Regions from separate parts of the Homo sapiens genome. Here region 1 is linked to region 2. Evidence: chromatin loops called from intact Hi-C (ENCODE). Cell type or tissue: heart left ventricle. All regions are shown on one strand. Region 1 has its middle 80 kb from the start of LINC00710. Region 2 has its middle 150 kb from the start of LINC00710.

Region 1 (2,500 bases), 74 kb before region 2:
AATTCCAGAGCAAAGAGAAGTTGGAGAGATGAACAGATCTTCGATTTATTGCTAATTTAATTAATATAGGATGACTCTACAACCTTGGTTAAAAACCCATTCAAGTTGTATAAACTTCCACCCTTCATGCAGCCCCAATTTTGAATAGGAGAGCCTTGGTAGGAGGTAACAATACGCTTGGGGCACTGATGTGCCTGTTATCAACAATATGAACTGCAATTCATCTTACTAAACACCTTGGACAGAATCCAGCTTGAGACTCAGAAGGCTCTTTGGGATAAAAGATGTTGTCACTAAAGAAACCCTGTTTGCTTATCAAAGCAAAGGCAACCAATTAATAGTTTTATCACTAATACTGTTACCCCGAGGGCTAAAATTAAGTTTATTTATTTATTTTAAGTTCAACATCCTAAATTCCACCCTAATGCACAACAAGGTACGGCTCGTATTACAAATGAATAACTTAATTAAAAAACATTGATTTTGCTCATTGACTGCTGCAAATTTTATTAAATATTAATGATAACATTTTGTATTTTTTATACTAGTCATGAAAGTTTTATGCACTCTCTCCCCTACAGCAGCCTTAGATTTCATGACAAAATCTTAGGCAGCTCAAAGTACAAACATAAATATTGCATTGGCCAGCTTGGTACAATATATGTGTGTACATAAGCCGATAAAAGGATGTGTGTACATTTACCCAAATGTGAGTGAGTGAGGAAAGCTGACATGAGGCAAGCAAGGGAGAAACTTGAATGGTGAAAGTTTATGTTTTATTTTAACCACCAAGAAAGGTCACCCAGAAAGAAAGTCCTGGAACCAGCGTCCCATGAGACAAGACCTCAGAACCTCTCACCACATGTGTCCTTTCCCCAAACTCTGCATATGGAATTCAAGGCACAAAACATTGCTCCATAAACCACATGATTTTACAGGTTTCAAGTCTATGGCAAGAGGTTTCACCAGAAGGACAAAATTCTCTTCTTTCCTCACCCCATGGGTGCAAAAAAAATTTTTCCATAAAAGCCACCAGGCTATGGGAGAGCCTTTAAAATTTTTGCAGTTTTTTGTTGTTGTTGTTGTTGTTTTGCTTCTGTGGGTTTATTTTACATGTTTACATTAGAGTCGGCACAGCCTTGCATTGTTATCTGTCTAGATGGACTAGAAGTCACCCTTATCTGGTTTTCTCCAAGCTTTTAATGGTAAGCATAAATGTTTGGGATCAGCTGACAGCTGTGTGCAGTGAATCAGGCAACATCATCATTCGGAATGTTTTTCTATTATTTGGAAAATTGTACTTAAAAAAATCCATAAAGCACTCAGTAGAACATCGTTTCTTTGAACTTCAGCAGTGACTGATTTTTTTTCTTCCTTTGTATCTCAAAGTCATTTAAAAACAAGTGAGAAGTTAATTTGTTGAGATCATTTCCTCAAATCACCTCCCAGGTCAAAAAGACAGCTCTGGCCTCTGCGTTACACAGTCTTTCCAAAACGTAACCAACTTCCTTAGGGATACAATCATAGCAACCCAGACTTGAAAACAAAGCCGGAGTCTGATTAAGTACTTGCCAAAAAGATTCCAACCATAGTCTACATAGTTTGCAAATACCCACATGGGGAAGGTTGAGGGAGAGAGGAAGGGAAGGACAGGAGCTTTCCAAAGGAAATATTTCACATGGAAAATATCAAGCATTTTCTAAAATGAGTAATTAAAGGACAGGATAGAATATCTTTAAGATATAAGCTTCTTTGAAATGCAAAATAGAAATTTTTGTCAAATAGGCAACGGAAGATAATATGTGAAAATCAATGTACTCAATATTATAGCTCCTATAATAGGAGACTTAGGGACCTGAGAATACGTTTGCATGTTTCAGCATTGTATTCGTTTGGGCTGAATTATCAAATTTCTGGCAATGTTTGCCTCTTTTCACTACTTCCTCTCTCCTTCAGCTCCCAGTGGTCCCTGGAAAGCCCATTTCTCTCCTCGCTCCTGGGTCCTCGTGCTGCTGGTGGTCTCAGGTTCTTTTACGTCCCCTGGTTCCATCCCAAAAGTCCTTCCTAGAAGTCTTTCGAAATGCCTGAATTGGGATTTCTTTCTTGTCTTCCTTCCTTCCCTCCTCCTCTTCCTCCTTCCCTCTTTTCCATTCTTTTTCCCACTAGGTCTCTAGACCTCGTGATCTGCCCTCCTCAGCCTCCCAAAGTGCTGGGATTGCAGTCCTGAGCCATTCCCGCTAGGTTTCTAACACAAGCAAAGAAGTTGTAGCTTCCACGAGGTGTGCTTTTCAGACTGTGTTATGTAAAACAACTCCAGACGTCAAGTCACAGGTGGCTTTAAAAAAGAAATCTTCTAAAGAAAATAAACAAGGTAGAAACCATGACATTAGATGTGGCGCATAGATTTTTAGTGAATTTAAAGATGTGCAAAATGCCAGCCAGTGACATCAGTATCATTTCCCTTTCTGTTGTGGAATGAAGTTTCTTTTCCTAATGAGGA
Region 2 (2,500 bases):
TTCTGTATTTTTAGTAGAGACAGGGGTGGTTTTGCCATGTTGGCCAGGCTGGTCTCGAACTCCTGACCTCAAAGGGATCCATCCACCTTGGCGTCCCAAAGTGCGGGATTATAGATGTGAGCCTCCGCACCTGGCCAAATTTCGCTCTTCTATCTGAAGTCCCAGAAAGTTGACCACATTCCACCTCACACCTTTAATGCCCCCCTGAAGCCCAAAAATTCAATATGAGGATTCCTTCCAGCGAGTCAGCTGGTGTCATTTAAATAAGACTGTCCTCCCTCATTGCCAAGGCTTCCCGACCTCCCCCCTGGGGTGAAATTGGAGGACCTCACGTTCACAGGCCACTCCTTACACCTCTGCCTCCGAACAGTCTTCCCACTAGCAGATCTGCGCATCCCTGAACCCCACAAGGTGCATTTCAAGCAACCCCAACCACTTCTGCACAGGTGTGGGGCGGGAGCAGGGCCTTGGCTATGAACTCAAACCAGGATGCAAGAGAAAGCAAAGCAGGCCTACCTTAAAACTTTCCAGTTTTTCAGAGGATCCAAGTCAGAGACCAAGGAAACCATTGTCTAGGAGCCGGCTGAGGGCGAGTCCGGAGAGGAGGAGGCGGGGATGGGGTGCTGGGGAACAGACGGAGGATTCTGGACCCAGGCCGGGCCCTGGCGCCCCGCGGCTCCCTCCTTCCCGGGCTGACACGCACTTTTCCTGACTTCTCTCCACCCCGCAAATCAATCCTGCGCTCTCCTCCGTCCCACACCCGGCTCCCAGCTCCACACCACCTTTTAAAGCCCCGGTAATCTGCTCCAACTGATCAAATTTGACCTTTTTGTAGCCCACTTTATTCCAAGCACAGCTCTCACTTAAATCTCTCTTTATTAACACCGTCCTCCTTGGCTTTCTTTGGGAACAAACACAGATCAAGCCTGAAGCCTCTGGACTTTACCAGCAATCATTCGCAGATTACTGCAAGCTGCAGCCTTCCCCTCCTTGGGGGTATTTCTCCTGCCTCGGAGATTTTGCTTTTCTTATTCCTGGCAGGAGACTGGTTAGGTTTCTTTCCTCCTTTTTTCGTGGCTTAGGCTCTGGGACTCTGACACTGGGCTTAGAGCTACCCTCAGAGGCTGTAACTACTTTACTGCTGGGATTTGTTTTTTAAAAATAATTTGGAACAGGACTGCAAACAAGCTAGACTTTACTGTGTGTTTTCTGGCAGGGATTTTTTGCTACACTGCTCCCCCACCCTTTGCTGGCTTTCTTGTGTTTTTAAATAACATGAAGGAGGAAATGCAGAATCTCTTTAAACATAAAGAGAAAAGGGTATAGGCTACCCCCTACTCGCCCCCCACCTTGTGTATCTTGTCATTTACTGAAAACCAAACATCCTTCCAATACTCGTTTGAAATTGTGCATGAGAGATGTTTTAAGATATCCAGGCAGTATTGTTTTCCTGTACTGTTTGTTCATAGTTTGTCTCCTTATCCCTTCGCCCCGTATGGGTTCTTCGGGACTGTACTGATTTCTTATTTTCATAAGCACTGCCTCTTAAGCAGAGGCTTCTATGCTTGGAGGGTCCTGGTTTGAACTAAGACCTCCGCAGCTGAAGCTCTTCCTCCTGCCCTCAGGATCCTGGAAGTAGCCGACCTTGAAATCATCTGGTCCAGTGGCTTCCGGACCATGGCTGGCCAGCCCGTCAAGATTTCTGCTGCAGCTGCCTGCAACATGAGCTTTACTTGATAGTCTTTCTTTATATTAAATTCCTCTTTTTCTTACGCTTATTTTTAAAAGGGATTTTTAAAGTCATTCCCATAAATGGAAAATCAGCTTCACTGGTCTTTGGTAGAAGGCAAATGCAGGGAATAACTAAAATAAAACAATTATTATTATGCCCAGACACTGAGACCAGCTAAAGGCTCTGATTTAGGTCTTTTTTTTTTTTCTCTTTGTTGCAAAGAGAGTTTACGCAATGTTAAGAGTGTTAAGAACATACCTGCACCAGCCAGAGACTTCCCTGAGAAGGAAGAGGGAAGACTGAAAGAAAACATATTGTGATTCAGTGCTTTGTCATGTCCTTGTTACTTGAAAGCATCAGCCCGGAGGAAGGGTCCCAACTTCTTCCCTTCAAGCAGAGCCTTCTAAGAAAGAGAATCTCTGTTCTTTCCTGGGGGGAAGATGCTCCCACAGGTTTTGGAAGCAGGCTACTTTTACTGTCAGGAAGTTTTTGCCACTCCAAACGCCTATCCCAGCATTGTAAATCCCTTTCTTACCAGCCTGTTCTCCATGGACCCGTGGATCTTAACATATGCAGCTAACCCTCTGTTTAGATTTGTTTTCTCTTTAGCAGTCATGGATACTTTCCCTAATGGCTGTGAATGACTTTCTTCAGAAGTGCAACTGTCTCTAGACTAAAATTAAAAGAGAATTTCATACCTCGTACAAAAATCATTGCCTTTCTGGGACTTCAAGCTTCTTCCTGGGCTGTGTTATCCCACTGTGAATC

What was found. Peaks named below come from ENCODE experiments on the same cell type or tissue, not always from the same donor. Only the 100,000 strongest peaks of a DNase experiment are listed, where the experiment ranks them.
Region 1: it touches region 2 in a loop (2.5-fold over the local background); 20 of 110 quality-filtered maps call a loop at or near these places.

What each region holds. Positions count from the first base shown.
Region 1 is chr10:10,871,247-10,873,746 of GRCh38, reverse strand. It overlaps a transcript of CELF2 not described here. Among named protein-coding and RNA genes, the nearest start is that of LINC00710, 80 kb to the left of the region's middle. In heart left ventricle, no CTCF peak of the experiment used is centred here; no DNase peak of the experiment used is centred here; H3K27ac peaks cover 2,252 bases.
Region 2 is chr10:10,796,834-10,799,333 of GRCh38, reverse strand. It overlaps a transcript of CELF2 not described here. Among named protein-coding and RNA genes, the nearest start is that of LINC00710, 150 kb to the left of the region's middle. RefSeq lists enhancers at 71-764, 765-1,459. In heart left ventricle, a CTCF peak has its summit at 1,136; a DNase peak (open chromatin) is centred at 621; H3K4me3 peaks cover 2,500 bases; H3K27ac peaks cover 2,500 bases.